Regions from separate parts of the Homo sapiens genome. Here all the other regions are linked to region 2. Evidence: chromatin contacts called from ENCODE Hi-C or POLR2A ChIA-PET data. All regions are on one chromosome and are shown on one strand. Each heading gives the region's core, a stretch centred on a gene start or an enhancer-like site at or near the end of the contact. The rest is flanking DNA. Distances are from core to core; before and after follow the strand shown.

Region 1 (2,700 bases), core at 147-2,646, 800 kb before region 2:
GGCATGAGCCACCAAGCCGGGCGGAAACTTTTTTTATTGTAGAGATGAGGTCTCATTATATTGTCCAGGCTGCTCTCGAACTCCTAGCCTCAAGTAATCCTCCCACCTAGGCCTCCCAAAGTGCTGGGATTACAGGCATAAGCCACCGCACCGGTCCCCAAAGACTTTTGAAAAGTGTGGGCTCATTAGGAGAACTAATCCAGAAGGAAAAGAGATGGGAGTGAGTGCTTTAAATGGAAGAAGAAAATAATCTGCGGAGGGAAGGGAAAGTTAGAGAGGGCACCAGGCTTTTGATGGCTTATGGGACAAGTAGGGACCTAAGGCTCCACTTGCATATAGCACACCAGGATGTGGAGAACGTCGTAGGCGACTGTCCACTATGTACCTTGCCTTTGAGAGTAGTGGCAAGGGTCTCTTTGAGCAAGTCTGGAGTGGTAGAAGAAGCCATCCTAATGATGCAACCAACGTGGATTAAGGATCTGGTCTCTACCTCACTTTTTGAAGGAAGAAACACTTAATTGGCAATAATGACGGCGAAACAAAACAAACACAATTCAGAAAAAGCAGTAAAATATGTAAAAAGAGCTAAAATGCTGCTTAAGATTTCCCGTACCAACAATGTCAACCGTTTTAGAACCGACTGGAATATATGTAATACTGGAAATATATATACTGGAAACAACTTCTTGTGTTCCCTGATGTCTGGGACCCTTTTCTTTGCTAGACTTCAGATCTCTGATCTGAACCATCCCTCTTAGTTCAAGTACTCCAATCGCCTTCAGTGTTTCCACCAAGCCGTCCTTCCTCAATTTCTCCCTCCAGGTTTCCCTTCCCCAACTTTCCCCCTGCATCAGACTCTCCCTCAGCCTTCCTTTCTCCCTGTGCAGTCTGTCTCACTCCTGTCTTCCTCCCCAGGCGGTCTCAATTCTCTCTCCCTCCCCTTTCCGTGACCCTCTCGGCAGTCTTTTACTTCCTTACTTCGGTGACCGCCCCCCACCCCACTCCCCACAGCCTCCCTCCACTGCTCAGCCGTTGGAGAGGGCGTGGCCCCGCGAGTAACAGGTCTCCCGCCCCACACTCCGCGGGCCCGCGCGCAGACAAAGACATTCCACAGCTCCCGCCCCCTCCACGCCAGAAAGGGGAGGAGACACGTGTTCCGCTAGCGCCGAGTCACGTGGAAAACGAAACGAACGGAGCCCACTGCCTCCCGCGCATGCGCATCAAGCTCTGGCCTGGCGGGAGCGGAGGGAAAGCCAGAGTCGGGAGGCGACTTCTCGGACGCCGCGGCGGTGCGCAGGCGCCGTGGCCGGACTGGGGACTTTGTTCTCCGCGGAGAAACCCAAGGGCGGTGCCGGTGGCTGGCTGCGCACGCGCGCCGCCTCATTTCCGGTGCTCTCTCTCGCTGGGTCGCTCGGGTCGGCTTCGGTCGCTACCGCTCCCGCTCTGCCACCCCCGCCAACCGCCGCTCGGGCCTCCGTCGCTGCCGCGTCGCTTTCTCGCTCCTTGGATCGCACATCCTCCCAGATGCAGCGCCGGGACGACCCCGCCGCGCGCATGAGCCGGTCTTCGGGCCGTAGCGGCTCCATGGACCCCTCCGGTGCCCACCCCTCGGTGCGTCAGACGCCGTCTCGGCAGCCGCCGCTGCCTCACCGGTCCCGGGGAGGCGGAGGGGGATCCCGCGGGGGCGCCCGGGCCTCGCCCGCCACGCAGCCGCCACCGCTGCTGCCGCCCTCGGCCACGGGTCCCGACGCGACAGTGGGCGGGCCAGCGCCGACCCCGCTGCTGCCCCCCTCGGCCACAGCCTCGGTCAAGATGGAGCCAGAGAACAAGTACCTGCCCGAACTCATGGCCGAGAAGGACTCGCTCGACCCGTCCTTCACTCACGCCATGCAGCTGCTGACGGCAGGTAAGGGGGCCTCCCGTGTCCCTCTGGGTCGCCCGGCCATCCCGGGCATGAGTGGCCCTGGCTTTGTTCCTCTCGCTTCCCGCCCCCTCGGGACCGAGGCAGTCGGGAGTTCCGGTCTCATCCTCATTTTTGGGAGCCTGGATTCCACATTCCCACCTCAGCCCGGAGTGCGTGGGAGAATTTCTAGGCTGCAGTGGAGGCCCGAAGGCGACTTTGCGATCCCCTAGCGCTAATGTCTTGATGGATAGTGCTGAGCTCCCCGCCCCTTTCCCGACTCTTCCCTCCTCCCTCCTCTTGCGGCTGCCGGGCGCGCAGATTCTTCCAGAAATGAACCTTCATTTCCCCCTTTCCCTGAAGGGAAACCCTTTTTGATCGCGGGTGGCGATGAGCGCCTCGACCGAGGTGTAGGAGGTGAAGACAGCCAGAGCGGGGAGGGACCGTGGGAGGAAGGGCCGAGGTGAGGTGGGGTGAGGCTGGAATGCCCTGTCCAGTGCCTTGCTGTCGCTGGGGCCGAGCCGGACTTAGCGGTAACCGCAGCTTAAGTTGCTGGGAGGAAGGAGCGATTTATGTGGATCGGAGCTTGAGGTTTCCGAATCAGATTTCCGACTAAGGCTGATAAAATAAGAATTGCTACTGAGCCATTTTACACCGTGTGTTCACTGTCGTTGAAGGAGTGAAGTAACCCTAGAGACAGTGAAATGGGACGATAGGGACTCCCGCGTAGTTCACATGACGTTTCCCAACGAGATGGACAGAAATTGAGAGAAGTTGCATGATGCTTGTACTGAAAGGCT
Region 2 (2,700 bases), core at 126-2,625:
CCTGTAGTCCCAGCTACTCGGGAGGCTGAGGCAGGAGAATGGCGTGAACCTGGGAGGCGGAGGTTGCAATGAGCCGAGATTGGGCCACTGCACTCCAGCCTGGGCGACAGAGCGAGACTCCGCCTCAAAAAAAAAAAAAAAAAAAAAGATAGTGTGATGGTTGCACAACCTTGTGAACATACTAAAACCCACTGAATTGTGCACTTTAAAAGGGTGAATTTTATAGTATGTGAAGTACATCTCTAAAAAGAAAAAACAGAACAGGCTGTGTGGCCCAACTGATTTATCACTACTCTTAGAAGGAAGCCCAATTTAAAATTGAACAGAATAAGGCCTGCAAGGCTCCCGTGACTTGGTCCCTGCCTACCTCTCTTAAACAAATAAATAAAATGTATACTATGTAGAAACAATAACAAAAAAAAGGCAGAGCAAGGTATGGGGCAGTTCTGGTGCCAGAGGGTTTGTTATTTAAATAAAGTGGTCGGAAATCATGCGTCGCTGATAAGGTGACAACAGTCAGAAGCCTGAAAAAGTTAAGGGGTAAGCAATATAAATATTTAAGTGCTTCCTCATAACTTTGCTCACTCCACTCCAGCTAAATTTGCCACAATTTCTGTTTCCTCCATCTGAAATGCTCTCCCTCCTTATTCTTCCATTCTTCCTCTGGTTCACTTCTACTCCTGTAGTTCTTGGTAACAAACGGAACATTTGTGGAGTGAGGGGGGGGGATCCATTTCCTTCAAGGCGCAGTTTGGAGGTCACTTCCTCAGGGAAGCCTTCCCTTCTCTCTTTCCCTTTAAAGCTCCCAGTATAGCATCTTCCAGTACTTACTTGAACCGTAATGGGTCATTTTTAACGTCTGATCCCCTTCAGACAAGCTCTGGCAGGCCCTTGACGTATCCCCAGCGACTAAGCACCACGTCTGGCACTTAATAGGGGGGTGGAATGGGAGTCCTGGATTCAAAGTTTGGCTCCAACACAAGACAACTGGACGCAAGAGGTGAGCCCACTGTGATTTCTGGGGAACCCAGGGAAGGGCTGCTTGATTGACTGACCGACCAGCAGTGAGATCTACAGGCTCTCTCAGAGCTGCGCCAGCGCCGAGTCCCCGGCCCCACATACTTAGAACCCCGTAATGGGGCTCAAAATCACTGAACCTCGGGCTCCTAATCCCCAACGGCGCATTTCCAACCCCCAGGCCTGACCTGCAGGTTCCGGGTGATAAGGTGCAGTTTCTCTTCAGGGCTGGGAGCGTCCCCCATGGCTCCGCTACCCCTGCTTCCCCCGCTCAGCCCGGCACCAGAGCCCCTTCCTGGGTCACCGTCGCCGCCGCGTGCCGGGAACTGTCACGCGAGTCCAGCCAGGTTGCATCAGCTGGGCTCGGCGCTCCGCTTACTCGGCCTGGACCCCTCCGGCAGCGGCCGGAAAAAGTGAGGAGCAGCAGAGAGTCGAGCAGGTCGATGAGACGGGAAAAGGTGGAGCCAGTGGGCACGGTGGGCGGTGCGGAGGGCGGGGCTGAGGCGCCTGAGCGGGGCACAACCCTCCTAGAGGCGGGACGGTTTCCTGCCAATCACTGCTGGTTTGCCCTCCCCCTGGTGTTGGCCCGGCTGACTCGGGGTAGGGGAGGTCGGGGAGGGGGCGATAAAATGGCGCAGGGGGCGGAGTGAGGCGCAGTCGTTCGCCCAGGCTTTGGCCCGGCTTCCGGAGGTGAAGAGCGGGAGGGACGAGGGGGTCGGCGTTACCCGGCTTGGAGGGGGATGGGGGCGCCTGTTGCTTCTCCAGGGGGTTGCGCACGCCGTCCGCCCCTTGGAGGGATTGGGAGGCCCACGCCCTGCTGCGAGAAGGGCGCGTTCTAGCTCCTGAGGTGATGGCGAGGGAATGTCCCTGCCCCTCCACCTCCAAGTCGGCGGGCGACAGATGCCCCTCACCCCGCTGAGGAAAAGGGAAGCTCCCTGGTCGTCTTGAGAGTCGGGGAGCGCCGTCTGCAGTCCCCTGCCCAGTGGGGGTGGGGGCCGCCTCTGTCCCGGCCGGCTCGGCGGGAGGCTGTTGCTGGCGGGAAGATAGCCGCGGGCTTTTCTGCCGCGTCTCGCGGGTGGGGGCAGGAAGAGGACGACCCATTCCCTGGGGAGATCTGAGGACGGTGGTCCCCGGGAGAGGAGCGCACAGCACAGGCCTGCTGAGGGGCGGGTTTGCCCCTACTGGGGGAGGGGCGGGGAGAAAACTCTCGCTTCTCCCGCTTTCCGCCGGGAGGCGGGAATTCGCGGTGTCCCCGGGGGAGGGAGACGCAAAGGCCCTTCCTGGAAGGCGACACCGTCCCGGGCCGTTGCATTTGTGAGAGAGAGCCAAGGCAGTATCCTCCAAAGGTTGGGCCTGGGCCACCCTTTCTCCGGCTCCTCAAGGGCTGGAGGCGGCGTCACCAGTTACTTCCAGGGCAAGAGGGAAAGCAGTTATTACCTCAGTGGGCCCTGGAAAGGTCCTAGAAGTGGTTGAATTGCCCACGGCCTGCCCTAACCTGATCTCCGGTGTTTTGTGTATTTATTAGGGACTCCAAGCTCTACCAGACCTGCCTGAAGTGTTTTAAAGCACATTTTCTTTTTGAAAAGAAACCTGTTGCTGCAGCTTAGCGCATCTGTTCTCTGTGTCCATGTGGGAGGAGAATCCTGGCACCCTCATCTAGTGAAATGTTACCTAAAGCAAAGA
Region 3 (2,893 bases), core at 129-2,628, 710 kb before region 2:
GTCTCACTCTATCACCCAACCTGGAGTATAGTGACACAGTCATGGCACTGCAGCCTTGACCTCCCGGACTCAAGTGATCCTCTCGCCTCAGCCGCCCAAGTACAAGTGCTCATTACCATGCCTGGCTAATTTTTTTCTTTTAATTTATTTTTTGTGGAGATGGGGTCTCACTGTGTTGCCCAGTCTGGTCTTGAGCTCCTGGCCTCAAGTGATTCTCTGGCCTCAGCTTCCCAAAGTGTTAGGATTATAGACAAGCGTGAACCACCACACCCAGCCCTATTTTTCTATTTCTCATCTCCCAATAAGATTGCAACCTCAACTAGGGCTACCTACGTAGGCCTAATCAGAAAACCTGAGTTTAGTCTTACTTCTTTGTTTCCTTCTCTCCATAGCCTCATTGAGCAAGGCACTTCCCCTCTCTAGATGATTCGTTGTTCATATTCAGCCCAAGGTCTATGATTGCTGTTTTTGTTTTTAGAGACGGAGTTTTGCTCTTGTCTCCCAGGCTGGAATGCAGTGGCACAATCTCGGCTCACTGCAACCTCTGCCTCCCGGGTTAAAGCAATTCTCCTGCCTCAGCCTCCCAAGTAGATTACAGGCATGCGCCACCACACCCAGCTAATTTTTGTATTTTTAGTAGAGACCATGGGCAGGCTGGTCTCGAACTCCTGATCTCAGGTGATCCGCCCGCCTCGGCCTACCCAAAGTGCTGGGATTACAGGCGTGAGCCACAGCGCCCAGCCGATTGGTTTCAACTATTAGAAGAAGGGATAAACTGGCCCGGAGCGGTGGCTCAAGCCTGTAATCCCAGCACTTTGGGGGCGGGCGGATCACCTGAGGTAAGGAGTTCAAGACCAGCCTAGCCAACATGGTTGAAACACCGTCTCTAGTAAAAATACAAAAATTAGCCAGGCGTGGTGGCAGGCGCCTGTAATCCCAGCTACTCGGGGGGCCGAGGCAGGAGAATCGCTTGAACTCGGGAGGCAGAGTGTGCAGTGAGCCGAGATCGCGCCATCGCACTCCAGCCTGGGGGGACAAGAGCGAGACTGCGTCTCAAAAAAAAAAAAAAAAAAAAAAAAAAAAAAAGGAGGGATAAGCTTCTGGGAGAAAAAGTTCCGGGTAAAGAAATCTCACTATAAAAAAGAAATAGTAGCAGAAACAGCTGGGAACTCCTAGACACACTTAACTTTCTTAGGTATCCCTTCCAGTCTCCTCCCAACCACTCCTTTCCTATTTCATTTCCACTCCCCACCTTTAGTAGCTGCGGTCTCTTTAAGTGCGCACTTTCGGTGTAATGATAGGCGATTGGGCCAATAAAGCGTTTCGTCCTGGAGTTAACTGGTTTGTCCCTTTCGGGCTGCCGTCCTACAGATCCGCCATATTGTCTACTGAAAGCTGCCGCTGAAGCTGCCGCCGTTGCCTCCGCCGCCAAGAGTGAGCGAGCGGACCCGCGATGGGTGAGTGAGGAAACCACGCAGTAGGGTTCTTGGGCTCAGGGAGTGTCGGGGCCTGGGATTTGGCGAGAGCCTGTCTCCGGTCTGCGGAAGATGTCTGCATCCCCTCTAGCTAGGTCTGAGGGGAAAAGTCAGGCCGGGAGTGCCCCTCTTGCCAGTTTTGGGCCGAGCTAGGGCCCGTGCTGGAAGCAGTCCTTTGGTGCTGGTTTCGGGGACACCTTGGCACGCCTGGAGCCCCCCACATGGTGGCCTCGGGCAGGAGCCCACGTGTTCCTGGGAGGTAGAAAGGGGCCTACTCTCTGTCCTGCGCCCAGACTGGGGCTGGGGGACGGGCTCCCGGCGGCAGGCCTGGGCGGCGCTAAGGTAGCTTTCTCCTGGGTTGTGTTTGGCCAACGCGTGTCTTGACTAGATTCAGTGGCTCCCCTGAACTCAGGGAAGTCCTACCTACGTAGCGAGGTGGAGTCCTCTAGTGAGGGGACGTCAGGCGAGCCAGCACTAGGCCGGTAAGCATGGGCAGCCAGGCCGAGGGCAGCTTGCGCCGCTGAAGGCCGGGAGAACGGAATCAAGGCGGAAATAGTGTGGTTCGGTTGGGCTCAGAGTGGCATCGCTTGTGATGGTAGAACACCAAAGGCCAAGTCCTCTTGGCCATCTTTAGGTTGAGGACTTTAGGTTTCTGGGCTGGCCCTGGTAAGGAGAAAAGGAGCGACCTGTTGATCTTTCTGAGGGGACTCCGGCTGGCAAGGCCTCTGTTCAGAGAGAATACCATGGCGAAGTCTTTGGATTTAGAGACAGAACCAACAGTGGTAATTCCTCTAAAGCAGTAAAAATTGTGAAATTTGCTAAGCTCTTTCTACGTACGGGCATTGTTCTGATTGCTTTACATGTCTTGTTTTACTTAATTTGTACAACCTAAGGAAATAGATGCTACCATTGCCATTTTACAGATGTGGAAGCTGAGCTTTAGAGAGGTAAAGTAACTTACCCAAGGTCATGCAGTGGCTAAGCCAGGGTGAACACTCCCAAGCCTAGTTTGTAACTGCTGTTTGTTGTTGTTGTTGATAGAGTCTTGCTCTGTCGCCCAGGCTGGAGTGCAGTGACGCGATCTCGGCTCACTGCAACCTCCTGCCTCCCGGGTTCAAGCGATTCTCCTGCCTCAGCCTCCCGAGTAGCTGGGATTACAGGCACCCACCACCACGCCCGGCTGATTTTTGTGTGTTTTTGGTAGAGACAGGGTTTCGTCATGTTGGCCAGGCTGGTCTCGAACCCCTGACCTCAAGTGATTCGCCTGCCTCGGCCTCCCAAAGTGCTGGGATTACAGGTGTGAGCCACTGCGTCCAGCCTGTTTTTTTGTTTTGTTTTTTTTTTTAAATGACCTGGCCCTCTAGTGGTTGGGCAGGGAGAAAAGGGGAAAAAAGCTTTTAACCCTAGGCAAAGTTGTA
Region 4 (2,915 bases), core at 343-2,842, 880 kb before region 2:
TATCCTTAATCTCCTTTTGCACACTCAGCAAGGCATAACTTCACTCACTTCCCTCTGAAACTACTCTCTCTTACAGAGCATGACAGCAAGTACCATATTCCAACTCAGCAGTGTAATGTAGTTTGGCGACTCCGGACAGACAAACATTTGCTGAATGCCTACAGTGACACTAGAATTGCTAGTCACTGCTAATTTCTTGACAAATTCCAGGAAATAATAAACCAGACTACAGTTCAATTTACCTAACAATAAAATACTCTTCACCTGAAAAACTAGCAGTACTTTACAAAAGTTTATGCTCCTGAACACTCTACAGGCCAGAGTGTAGGATTTTGGGCAACAGACAAACTTCTTTTCGTTAGCTCTCAGGGGCCCCAGACTAGGATAGGATGGCATCATTGACAAATTTGAAAATTTACTTTGAAGTCATGAAACGTGGGAGAAAAAAATGTATAGAACAACAACAAAAAAACACATCACATCCTTTCTGGGGGAAAAAAATTAAAATCCCAGAGCCAGAAGATCATAGTGCCGCTGGAGGAGACTTATACCCCCTTTCCTCATACTTGAACCTGAAGACCCACGGACAAGATGCTCCCGGAAAGAACTCCCCAACCCAACACACCAGGGTTCACTATCGCCACACACAAAGACCAAGGGGAAGGGCCTCTAGGATGCCTGCTCACACACTGGACACACGCCGGCACACCCTACCACACTCCTGCCTCTGCCACGCACCTTCTCACCGACACACACCATGTTCTCCCCCCACACTCACCCGCTCTTTACCACACTCTCAACTCTCTCCTCCCCCATTTACTCACTCATTCTACCACCACCCCTCATGCCCACACGCTCCCCACACACCCATACCCTCCCCTGCCCTCACCCACATTCCCCCAACATCGACACTGCCTCCCGACGCGCTCCCACTCCCCCCACCTCCTCGCACGGACACTCAGCCCTGTCCCCCACTCACACGCCCTCCCTTCACCAACTCACTCTCCCCCACGCTCGCACAGCTCTCTCCCTTCCACACACACGAGCCCGCCCCTCGCTCACCCACCCTCGCTCCCCCGCCCCGGCCCGGCCCGGCCCTCCTTCCGGGGACGTGTCTCCGGCCTGCACTAATGGCTGCGGCGCCTCCCGCCCTCCCCTTCCCCGAGGCCCCCGGCGCCGGCGCGGGGGCCGCCCGGGAGGGGCGCACTCACGCTGGCGAGCTGGGGACTGGGCATTGAAGTCCGGCGGTGGCGGGAGCGAGGAGGCGCCTCTCTCCTCAGTCACCTCGGCGGCGGCGGCGGCGGCGGTAGCGGTGGCGGCGGCGGCGACGACTCCCCCCCAGCCTCGGCGCGCGACACCCGGCCCGGCCCGGCGGCGGCGGCGGCGGCGCGTCTCCACGAGTCCGTCTTGCTGCTGCTGCTGCGGCCGCCGCTGCGTCTCCTGCTGCCGCCGCTGCCTCCGCTGCCGCCGCTGCCCTGTGGCGTCACCTCGCGCCGTGCCCGGCCGCCGCTGCCGCTCCAGCCGCTCCCGGACAGACGACGGTTACAGCCCGGCCGATCGCGCCGCCACCACCACCGCTGCGCGCGCAGCCGGAACCAGCTCCCGCCGCCGCCCCTCAGGGGGCGCTGCGGGGCGCGGCGCGCAGGGCCACCGGCCCGCCCTCCGCGTTCGCTGACTGGCTGGCTGGCCGGCTCGCGGGCAGTTGGGCCCGCCCACCTGCCCCGCGGGGCGCTGACCCACTGCCCTGGGCGCCTCCCCCGCTCCTCCTCCTCGTGGTTCGTTCCGCTCCGCACTCCCGGCTACGGAAGGCGAGTCCATGTGATCGGGGAGGGAAGGCAGAACGTGGCCTGGGGAGTCGCTCGCCCACGCTGCGCCCCGCCCATCCGCACCTGGGCTGGGTCGAGGGCCTGCAGCCGAGGTGTGACCTGCAAGGTCGAAGGGTTCTTTCTCGCTACTTGGCCCTAAGGCCTCGGGTCAGATCCTGATGGGACGGGGTGGCCGCCACGTCCTGGGCTTGGGGATTTCCAACTCAGAAGTGGGAACCTGGCCAGCTCAGTTCTCGGCTGCCCTTCCTGAGGCCCCAAATGAATGGCGTGTGCATCTTCGTCGAAGATATTAATACGCCACCCCCAGCTCTGCCCACAAGACACACACCCACCCTAAGAACTGTCCCTGACAAGCCAAAATTCAGACTTTCAGGATGTAGGATCTTGGGCAAGTGATTCCAAGTATTATCAACTATTAAATGGAAATAATAATCAGCTACCTCATGGGCTCTTTCACGTATCGATAACAACGTATGAAAACGCTTGAGAAGGGCCAGGCGCGGTGGCTCATACCTGTAATCCCAGTACTTTGGGAGGCCGAGGAGGGCAGATCACAAGGTCAGGAGTTCGAGACCAGCCTGGCCAACATAGTGAAACCCTGTGTCTGCTAAAAATACAAAAATTAGCTGGGCATGGTGGCGCCCGCCCGGAAGGAGGGCCGTAATCCCAGCTACTCGGGAGGTTGAGGCAGGAGACTCACTTGAACCCGGGAGGCGGAGTTTGCAGTGAGCCGAGATCGTGCCACTGCACTCCAACCTGGGCGACAGAGTGAGACTCCGTCTCAAAAAAAAAAAAGAAAGAAAAAGAAAACGCTTGAGTTGAGAAAGTGAGAAAGAAGAGACCCTGAATTTCAAGCTTTCCGACTTAATGTCACCTTTAACGACGCAGATTATCGTAGAGATTCTCAGGTGGAAAGGTTTTTGCCTCTTGCATTTGGAAGCTAGCCAGAAATTCTTTGCCAGATCATGCGTCCTGAGTTTTGGTTTGGAAAATGTGGTCACTAGCGAGCTAGGAGGCTGGTTTGGGCCACGACCAGATGGCAAAGTGCGGCATTGGAGGCTGGCTTGGGAGGGAGATGTCTCCCCCTGG
Region 5 (2,901 bases), core at 281-2,780, 640 kb before region 2:
GCTTTTCTAGAAATAATCAGGGCCTTGGTTTCAGGACATCTAGATTCCAACCTTTCTGAGCCTCAGTTCCATCATTATACTAAAAATTGAATATCTCTTATCCAACATGCTTGGGACCAGAAGTGTTTCCAATTTGGGATTTTCTCAAATTTTACCGGTTGAGCTTCCCCAATCTGAAAATCTGAAATCCAACATGCACGGCTCTGAAGTCTTTCACTGAGCCTTTGGGGGAAATATTTAACATCCTAACAGCCCTAAACCAACGCTCAATTAGCACAACAGTTTACAATCTTCTCTACCCACAGCCTGATGCGAGGCTCTGGGACTAGACTATTTAGCCAACAGTTCTTGCAAAATTAACTGACTTATAAGTAAATAGTAATTTCAACACCTCACTGCTAATGCTGTAACAACTCTGCAGACCTAGGGAGCAAGTACGGTTTGCAGAGCACTGGGAAGGCTCTGAAGTGACCTTTGAACTGGGCCTCAAAAAATTTTGGGTTTGGCAAAAGTCAAATCTCTTAGGCTTCAAATTCCAGGCACAAGGATTGTTGGGTTTGATTTCATTATCCAGAAGCAATGGGGATACAGAATTGTGATCTCATGTGTAGGGAACTGTGGGGGTTTTTTCTACTTTAACCCCAGTGAGACTTTGTAGAGTGTGGGGTAGAGAAAAGGCTCATGAATATGCCTGAAGCCTAACTCAGCACCTTTCTGAGGAACTGACTGCCAAAATGGTAATGGAGAGGGGAAAATATGACCTACTTTCACAAGTTACCTTGACTGCCTCAGGGAAACCTGCTGTGGTAGTGTTTCTTCTGGGTGAAAGACCAGGTAATTACCTGGGTGCTGGTCTCAGACTTACCAGTTTTGAATCCCTGTTTTAACCACTCACTATCGATATGACCTTGGATAAGTTACCTAACCTTTCTCTTACTGTCCTTTTCCGTAAAATGGGGATAACAGATAGTAGTTATTTCTATGAGTGGTTATGAGAACCAAGCTATTAGATAGCGGGAAAGCACACAGTAAGCGTTCAAGGAACTGCTATTGTTATTAAAAGCCTCCTTTGGAAGAAGGACATTGAGGCCCAGAGAGAGAACAGAACGTCCAGCCACACAGCAAATCCGTGATGAAGTTGGGACTGGAGTATGGGTCTCCTGAGTCTCAGCCCAGGACTCTATCCCTCTTCCCGAGTCCTCGGAGTTCCCGGATGGAGTCACATTTGTTCACGGCCAGGGAGGAAGGTTTGATGGAGGCCTGCAGGAAACAACAGCCAGGCGCAAGGCTTTGGGAGTTGAAGCATAGCTTCTGCGAGATAGAAACAAGGTTGACATGGGCACTCGTGCAGAATGACGGGCTCCTTTTGGACTCCCAGGACTACAGTCCCTTATGCACCTTGGGATCTGCGGCTAGCCCCTGCGTAAAGAGGGACGCGTAGTCTTTTCCCTGCCCCGCCCTGCCGGGGCGCCCGCCTCCGAGGCCGCCCTCGCTTCGTCCTTCCCAGCAAGCTCCGCGCCGGCGCCGGCTATTGATTGGCTGAGGCGGGAGCAGGCGGCTGGCCGGCAGCAGTTACTCGGGGTTTCCGGTGCGAGGCCAGAGGTGGGGAAGCCATCGGACGTCGGCGGTGAGGTACGTGCAGCGGCGGCCGGTGGGCGAGACTATTTGAGAGTGTGCGGGCCGGGATGTTCTCGGCCTGTGGGGAAATCACGCCAACTCCCCGCGTGGGCCGGGGGCTGTCTGGGGATATGCGCATGCGCGGGCGTGCCTCGCGGCTTGAGGGCGCGCGGGGCGTGGGTGGCTGCGCGCGCGGGGGGCGCACGTGGGGCCTGAGGGGCGGGGGCGGTGCCGGGAGTCCCGCCACGTCAGTCTCCGGCCCTGAGCCAATCCCGCGCCCGGCCTGCCGCGAGGGGGCCGGTTGTGCCGGGAAGTGGCTCCAGGGAGAAGAGGCCTCTTCCCTCACCCGCTGTGGGAGCTGCGCCCCGAAAGCCTGCCCCGGCACGTCGGGCTCTCCTGACCCGCCAAGACCAGAGAGCCGTTGGCGCCCTCCGCCCGGGCCTGCCGGTCCGTTTATTTTAAGAAGCTTTGTGCGCCTGCTGTGGGGATTTCTGATCCAGGCTGCGAAGAATTTCGAAGTCTGGAAAATAGCAACTGTGTTTGTTTCTAAAGGATCTTCTCCTGACCCAGCATCGCTCATCACAATGAAGAACCAAGACAAAAAGAACGGGGCTGCCAAACAATCCAATCCAAAAAGCAGCCCAGGACAACCGGAAGCAGGACCCGAGGGAGCCCAGGAGCGGCCCAGCCAGGCGGCTCCTGCAGTAGAAGCAGAAGGTCCCGGCAGCAGCCAGGCTCCTCGGAAGCCGGAGGGTGTGTGCCAGCTCTGCGTTGCCAGCGGGCAGGGGGAGGAGCTGTGGGGTCGGCCTCGCTTCTGGACTTACAGGCCGAGGCCAGGTTGTCCGGGAGGAGGAGATGTAGAATGAGAGGACAGTGCTGGGGGCCGCGGTCCCCCCTGCGCTCTGGCGAGTTGGCGGAGCTGCCCCCTCTAAGCACAGGAACAGAGTTCTGGAGAGAAGCTCCGACGGGATTAAGTCAGGTGGCAGCCAAACGAGGCACCCAGTCAGGAAATCCAGGTCCCGTTAGAAACACCTCAGCCACCAGCAGCTAACTGCCCTTCCTGTTTGAGGCATTTCTAGAATGATCTGAATGGCAAGAAATGGTTTTGTGGGGGGGAAGGAGATGGACTAGAAGTTGCTCCGTGCCATCCCTGTGTGCTGATGCTTTACATACTTTTATGATCTAACAAATATGTTCGGGTGGTAGTGAGAAATAGTTGTGTCATTTTACAAGTAAACAGACTTAAAGAAGTTAGGCAACGATTACTATAATTTCTTGATTTAA
Region 6 (2,903 bases), core at 7-2,506, 660 kb after region 2:
CCTTCCGTCTCAGCCTCCCAGAGGGCTGGGATTACAGGCATGAGCCTCCGTGCCTGGACTAGCTAATGATTATTAAACACTTTCTGTGTGTCAGACATGTGTCACGCTCTTTACATACCTTCTCCCATTTATTCCTCTCAACAACTGTCTCAGGAAGAGGCAAGTATTATCATTCCCATTTTACAGCTGGGAAAATGCAGGCATAAAGAAGCTAAGTAATTTGCCCAAGGTTTCACAACGCGGGTGGTATGACCTGCATCCTTCATTTGAAAGTAAGAACTTTCAGACACAAGCAGCTTGACTTCAGAGACTTTTACCTAAATAGTCTCATTTAACCTTCATAACACCCTGTGATGTAAGTTCTCTTACATTACTTGCATTTTATAGATGAAAATTCCAAAGACAAAATAGATGGCAGTAATTTGTTCAAGGCCACACAGCTGCGAAGTAGTTGAGTTGGGATTTGGATCCATGTCTGACTACAAAGCCCCCATTCTCAACACCACATTAGATTGTTCATGCCCCAAAGTATTCACAGTGGTACAGAGCACCCGCATTTATATGAGGATTATTTTGTAATAATGATTAACATTCTTCCAACACCTAGGAAGTGCCAAGCTCTGTACTAACTGATTTACATAATAATAGCTAACAATCGCTGTGCATTATTAGGAGCCAGGCCCTGAGCTAATCGTTTTAGGTGTATTATCTCATTGAAAGTTCACAAAACTCTGTGACATGGATGCCATTACTACCCTCATTTTATGGTTGAAGAGAACGAGGTTCAGAATTCTTCCAAAGTCACACAGCTTAGCTGTAAGCTGGAAATTAAAGCTACAACTGTCCAGTTCTCTCCTGCCTATCGGGCTGGTCACCTCTAGTCATTCTCTCTTCTTATTTCTTATTGTGTCTGCTTTGATCTTTCAGGGTCTGAGGCTCTCACTTCGACCCCTCAGTAGAACTGGGCCCCCTTCTGCTCGAGTGCCCTCCCATTGGGCGGTGCTGTTATCCGGAAGCCTATGGAAAAGGCCAGGATCGCAACAGGTCCCGCCCCCATGTGTCGCGCCCGTTCCGATTTGTTCCAGTGCCAGGGTCCGTTAGAAGATGACATATCTATTGGCTGAAGACGTCTGAAAGGCAGCAAACGGAGGGGGCCGCCCCCGGCGCTCGCGCGGTTCCTTCTGGGAATTGTGGTCTCAGACGTTCCATTCCCAGGGTGGCGCCGCTCGGACTCCGCGTCCCAGCATTCCCCGCACGAGCCCGGGAGCACTTCCGCCCTGTTGTGAAGTGGGTGTCTCGGTGGGTGAGTCCGGGTGGCGGGGCGGGGGCAGCTGAGACGCAGGCTCTGGGCTGGAGACTTAGGAGGTGGTGGTGACACAGGGGGCTGGGGAAGGTGAGAGGGGAGAAAGAAGCTTATATGTGGGGGTGGAGGGTGAGGGACGGTCAAAGGATGTAGAGGCCGGAGATGGGAAGGGTCATACAGGGGTCGGGGATGAGGAGGCGATAGAGGGCCCTGGGAATGAGGAGGGCCTTAGAAGGGTCTGAAGGTGAGGGGGTTGAGGGAGGTTTTGGAGGTGGGAGAGTCATAGAAAGGTCTGGAGACCACAGAGGAAAGGATAGAGGGTCTGGGGCCCTGGCAAGAAGTGAAGAGGGCCTGAGCTTGAAGCCCGACCTTAAAAATAGTGTTTCAATCTCTACCTTCCCATCTAGAACAAGCATATCTAATTTGTTACCTCCCTAATGATTGTTACCTCTGGAACCCAGTGGATGGGACTGGCTATTGTGTTCTGCCCCAAACCTGCACTTCTTTCCTTATGTCTTATGGAAGTCAGTGGCACGATCATCCCATTTACCTACCTACCTACCTACTTACCCACTGATTCCTCTTGCATTCTTCCACGTCCAAGGATCTTCCGATCTTTAATTTCTTTAATATCTTTTCAGTCGGCCTCTTTCTTGTAGGGTTTTCGCAGAAGCCTTTTCAGTTTCCCAGCATGAACACACACATTGCACCTAGTGTGATCTGTTTCACCTACAAATCTGATTATGCCTTCTGCTTGAAAACTTTCATTGGCACCCAGCACCTGTAAAGTCCAAACACCTTGTCCTTCATAAACTCCTTTTGCAGCCTAATCTTCATGCACCTCACACTCCAGGGCTGTCAAGGTTTTCCTCGTTTCCTGGGTAGGCCATTTGGTTTTCCATCATTATATATGCTGTTCTCTCAGCTTAGAATATTCTCTCCTTGCCCTTCACCTTCTTTGCCAAGAGAACTTCTTTAACTTAAAAAAATTTCAACTCTTACTTTGCTCAATTCCCTTAAGCAAATTAAGTCACCCCCAACCCTCAGCTCCCATAACTTCTCCTATTACCACATTTGATCATAATTATCTGTGAAGTGTGTGTCTCTTCCATTAGACTGTGAACATCTCCAGGACAGGAACAGTGTCTCAATCACCTCTGTTTCCCCATTGCCCAGTCTAGAGCAGTAAACACTTGATGTAAAGCAGTAAATACTTGATGTATGTATGTGTGAATGAAGACCATGCAGGGTAAGCTTTGCTATACCAGCCTTGAAGACTTCTATTGCCAGTGGATTTCCAGGGCAGGAGCTTTAGTCTTCCTCTGCCTGGCAAGGCTATCTGCTGGAAGCTGAAGCTGATTCATTGCCAATGGGAGTTTAAGCCAGGGGTGACAAATACATGGAATGTGTGCTGCCAGTGCCCCTTCCTGTGTCCCTGGCAGTCATGGCTAATTGGTTGGTTCTCAGCACATATTCACACTGTACTCAGAGCCCTCAGCACACTACTCTAGGCAGCCACTTCCAGTTGATTGAAGTTTCTGCTTTAAATGAAACCTATTTGCTCTCCCTGGCTTAAGCCCTTATGTGTGAGGTCAGGTCA
Region 7 (2,770 bases), core at 264-2,763, 740 kb before region 2:
TCAGGAGTTTGAGACCAGCCTGGCCAACATGGTGAAACCCCGCCTCTCCTAAAAATGGAAAAATTAGCCGGGCATGCTGGCGGGTGCCTGTAATCCCAGCTACTTGGGAGGCTGAGACAGGAGAATCGCTTGAACCCGGGAAGCGGAGGTTGCAGTGAGCCGAGATCGTACCACTGCACTCCAGCCTGGGCAACAGAAAGGGAGACTCCAGTCTCAAAAAAACAAAACAAAACAAAAACAAAAATTAGCCGGGCATGGTGGTGCACGCCTGTAATTTCAGCTTGTTGGGAGGCTGAGGCAGGAGAATCGCTTGCACCCAGCAGGTGGAGGTTGCAGTGAGCCGAGATCGAGCCACTGCTCTCCAGCCTGGGCAACAGAGACTCCATCCCCTCAAAAAACAAAATAATAAAATAAATACACCCTCCTGCCTGAGGGACCTTGCACTAACTATTCCCTCTGCCTGAAATGCCCCCTTTCTCCAGAAATCTGCACCACTGACTCACTCATTTCCTTCATGTGTTTACTCAAGTCAACTCTGAAGCCTGCTCTGCCTGCCCTATTTAAAACTGCAACCCCATCCCCCTTTCCTGTTTTTCCTTCACACCATTCCCATCTAACATACTACAGAATTTACCAATTTTGTTCATGTCTATCTCCTCCCACTTGACTGTAAGCTCTATGACTATTAATGAAATATCTACTAATTCATTCAATTAATTGAATACTGCTATTAAGTGCCAAGCACTGTGCTAAGCAATGGAGCTACAAGATGACTAAAACTGCTTGTAGGTCTTGTGAGGGAAGAATCCTAATGACAATAAATGTAGCTCATTTAGTCAATGCTTCTCCAAACATCGTGATGGCTAATACTAAAACAGACTCAGTTCTGCATGCTCTATTTCATTTAACCCTCACCGAAACCTACACGGTGACCATCAGCAGCCTCATCGTAAAGCATAAAAAAACAAGATTGCAAGGCTGGGAAATGGCAGTCAGGATCTGAACCACGGTGTTGACAATGAGAACGGTGAGTAACGTCAAATGTGAGAAATATTTAGGACTTAGGCTCACAAAGACTAAGGCAAAGATCGGATGTGGGGGCCGAGGGAGGGAGGAAATGACTCCTGGATTTTGACTGGGGTGGACTAAAGCGCAGTGAGGCCTAAGAGAAGGATGAAGCGCAACGTGGGGCTGGGCTGGAGGTGCCTGCGGACCGGTCAGGGATATGGTCCACCCCTAGGGGAGCGGAGAGGCGGCTCCGCACCCTCCTCCGGTCGCCGCCGCCCCGGTCCAGGAGATGCTGAGAGAAGACACGCACGGGAAGAGCAGGAGGTGGGTTCCGTTCCCCTCCCTCTTGAGTCTCTTCACCAGCAGCTGCAGGAAGGGCGTGGGGGACCGAGAGACAAAGAGCGCGCAGGCACCGCCTCCGTCCGGGCGGCCCCTTTAAGAAGCGCGCGCCAGCTTCCAGCCCGCCTTGTATGCAAATGTAGCGGCGCGGCGGGAGCGCGCGGCTGATACCCGGGACTGGGCTGCGGCGGTTAGTCCTCTCCCGGCCGCCGTCGCCTCCGACATATTGCCCGCAGGAGCTGCGGCGGCGAAGCGGAGAGCACCGGGGGGAGGAGATGGGTGAGCAGAGCGGCTCAGGCTCGGCCTGGCAACGAGCGGGCGCACGGGTTAGGATGGCCAGGCTGCTAATTGCTGCTCCACGCGGACAGGAGCCCGGTGACGGGAGGGGGAGGGGATGCGAGCGCAGACGGGATCCCGCCCCCTCCTGTCGTTTTGCGGGGTGGGGCCTCTGTTGTGGGGGCGGGACATTGGACGGTGGGCGGGGCTTCTAAGACGAAGCCCTGTGGGGGCTTGGGCTTTCGTGAGGACCAGCTCGTCGGGGCTAGAAAGGGGGGCGGGACTTACCAGTGGGCGTGGCTTCAGCGCTAAGGGTGGAGATTCTGGGCAGGGGGCGCTAGTGCAGTCGGCGTTTCTGGGTTGGAGGGGTTACACTGGGGGCGGTGGAGCGGGGAGACTTCCGACTGAGGGAGCCCATTCTGGAGTGGGGCTTCTGGGCTGAGAGGGCTTTTATTGGCTTGTGGGCGGGGTTTCTGGGCTGACAGTTGTGTGTAGGCGGAGCTTCTGGGCTGAGGGGCTTTATGTGGGTGCAGAGCTTCTAAAGAGAGGAGAGTGGGTGTGGGCAGAGCTTCTGGACTGGACTAAGGGTGTTTGTGTGGGATTTTCTAAGCCAAGTATAACAGCGTATGAACAGAGCTTCTGGTCTGGGGGTTTATGGAGGGCAGAGCTCTTCGCCAGGTACTTTTTAGAGACTTGTGGAGGTTTATAATTTTGGGCATACATCCAAGCCCAAAATTGGCTCCGAAGTGTGGGAAACGCTTCCGAGCTGAGATGCTACGGCGTGGGGTGTATGTGAATGGAGGCTGCTGTGTTACTGTGAAGAGGTATGAACAGGTTATAACTTTTTAAAAATATGTATATGTATGTATATATATTTTTTAATAGAGACCGGGTTTCGCCATGTTGCCCAGGCTGGTCTCCAACTCCTGGTCTCAAGCGATCCTCCCGCCTCGGCCTCACAAATTGCTGAGATTACAGTCGTGAGCCACCACACCCAGTCAGGTTGTGACTTTTTTAGGTGCTTAGGAGCTTTGTGCAGAACTTTTGTGCGAAGTGGTGCGTGGGAGCTTGGGCTAGACTGCTCAGCCTAGTAGGTCCAATTTTTCAGTCCACAGCCACAGGATTCTCCCAGCCATATCCTTGACCC

Evidence for each region. A loop is a pair of places that touch in the nucleus more often than their neighbours do. ChIA-PET counts read pairs that join two places held with the same protein, here RNA polymerase II (POLR2A). Pooled maps may share reads with other maps.
Region 1: a loop to region 2 is called in a pooled map, with 24 times the contacts of the local background. The contact joins the promoter of KHDRBS1 here to the promoter of YARS1 in region 2. A Hi-C loop is called at or near these places in 4 of 37 single-sample maps with no recorded cell type and 12 of 50 pooled maps.
Region 3: a loop to region 2 is called in a map of CD8-positive, alpha-beta T cell, with 13 times the contacts of the local background. The contact joins the promoter of KPNA6 here to the promoter of YARS1 in region 2. A Hi-C loop is called at or near these places in 3 of 168 maps with a recorded cell type or tissue (B cell, CD8-positive, alpha-beta T cell and naive thymus-derived CD4-positive, alpha-beta T cell) and 12 of 50 pooled maps. POLR2A ChIA-PET finds 5 or more read pairs at or near these places in 2 of 52 experiments (activated B cell and activated T-cell).
Region 4: a loop to region 2 is called in a map with no recorded cell type, with 12 times the contacts of the local background. The contact joins the promoter of PTP4A2 here to the promoter of YARS1 in region 2. A Hi-C loop is called at or near these places in 9 of 37 single-sample maps with no recorded cell type and 10 of 50 pooled maps.
Region 5: a pooled map shows a loop between it and region 2 (13-fold over the local background). The contact joins the promoter of TXLNA here to the promoter of YARS1 in region 2. A Hi-C loop is called at or near these places in 1 of 37 single-sample maps with no recorded cell type and 10 of 50 pooled maps. POLR2A ChIA-PET finds 5 or more read pairs at or near these places in 4 of 52 experiments (CD4-positive, alpha-beta T cell, H1, K562 and 1 more).
Region 6: a map of gastrocnemius medialis shows a loop between it and region 2 (5-fold over the local background). The contact joins the promoter of ZSCAN20 here to the promoter of YARS1 in region 2. A Hi-C loop is called at or near these places in 3 of 168 maps with a recorded cell type or tissue (CD4-positive, alpha-beta T cell, gastrocnemius medialis and posterior cingulate gyrus), 3 of 37 single-sample maps with no recorded cell type and 10 of 50 pooled maps.
Region 7: a map of OCI-LY7 shows a loop between it and region 2 (36-fold over the local background). The contact joins the promoter of TMEM39B here to the promoter of YARS1 in region 2. A Hi-C loop is called at or near these places in 4 of 168 maps with a recorded cell type or tissue (B cell, CD4-positive, alpha-beta T cell, CD8-positive, alpha-beta T cell and 1 more), 5 of 37 single-sample maps with no recorded cell type and 14 of 50 pooled maps. POLR2A ChIA-PET finds 5 or more read pairs at or near these places in 4 of 52 experiments (AG04450, BJ, activated CD4-positive, alpha-beta T cell and 1 more).

Annotation. Positions count from the first base shown.
Region 1 is chr1:32,012,472-32,015,171 of GRCh38, forward strand. KHDRBS1 (KH RNA binding domain containing, signal transduction associated 1) reads left to right here and starts at 1,397. Exons shown (of 9, transcript NM_006559.3): 1 at 1,397-1,906. The coding sequence starts at 1,525. RefSeq lists silencers at 1,606-1,815, 2,296-2,405 and an enhancer at 1,632-2,202.
Region 2 is chr1:32,815,983-32,818,682 of GRCh38, forward strand. It overlaps YARS1 (tyrosyl-tRNA synthetase 1), which reads right to left and starts at 1,376. Exons shown (of 13, transcript NM_003680.4): 1 at 1,206-1,376. The coding sequence starts at 1,262. It overlaps S100PBP (S100P binding protein), which reads left to right and starts at 1,671. Exons shown (of 7, transcript NM_022753.4): 1 at 1,671-1,707. RefSeq lists enhancers at 488-989, 990-1,489, 1,238-1,547, 1,915-2,084, 2,518-2,627.
Region 3 is chr1:32,106,678-32,109,570 of GRCh38, forward strand. It overlaps KPNA6 (karyopherin subunit alpha 6), which reads left to right and starts at 1,379. Exons shown (of 14, transcript NM_012316.5): 1 at 1,379-1,457. The coding sequence starts at 1,454. RefSeq lists enhancers at 1,073-1,591, 1,205-1,634, 1,592-2,109.
Region 4 is chr1:31,936,776-31,939,690 of GRCh38, forward strand. It overlaps PTP4A2 (protein tyrosine phosphatase 4A2), which reads right to left and starts at 1,593. Exons shown (of 6, transcript NM_080391.4): 1 at 1,212-1,593. RefSeq lists enhancers at 750-799, 1,910-2,179 and silencers at 980-1,319, 1,096-1,267, 1,470-1,849.
Region 5 is chr1:32,178,145-32,181,045 of GRCh38, forward strand. It overlaps TXLNA (taxilin alpha), which reads left to right and starts at 1,531. Exons shown (of 11, transcript NM_175852.4): 1 at 1,531-1,632; 2 at 2,170-2,370. The coding sequence starts at 2,202. RefSeq lists enhancers at 709-1,468, 1,469-2,227, 2,115-2,194, 2,315-2,474, 2,485-2,534 and silencers at 1,405-1,594, 1,735-1,914.
Region 6 is chr1:33,471,389-33,474,291 of GRCh38, forward strand. ZSCAN20 (zinc finger and SCAN domain containing 20) reads left to right here and starts at 1,257. Exons shown (of 8, transcript NM_001377376.1): 1 at 1,257-1,303.
Region 7 is chr1:32,071,426-32,074,195 of GRCh38, forward strand. TMEM39B (transmembrane protein 39B) reads left to right here and starts at 1,514. Exons shown (of 9, transcript NM_018056.4): 1 at 1,514-1,626. The coding sequence starts at 1,623. RefSeq lists an enhancer at 913-1,518.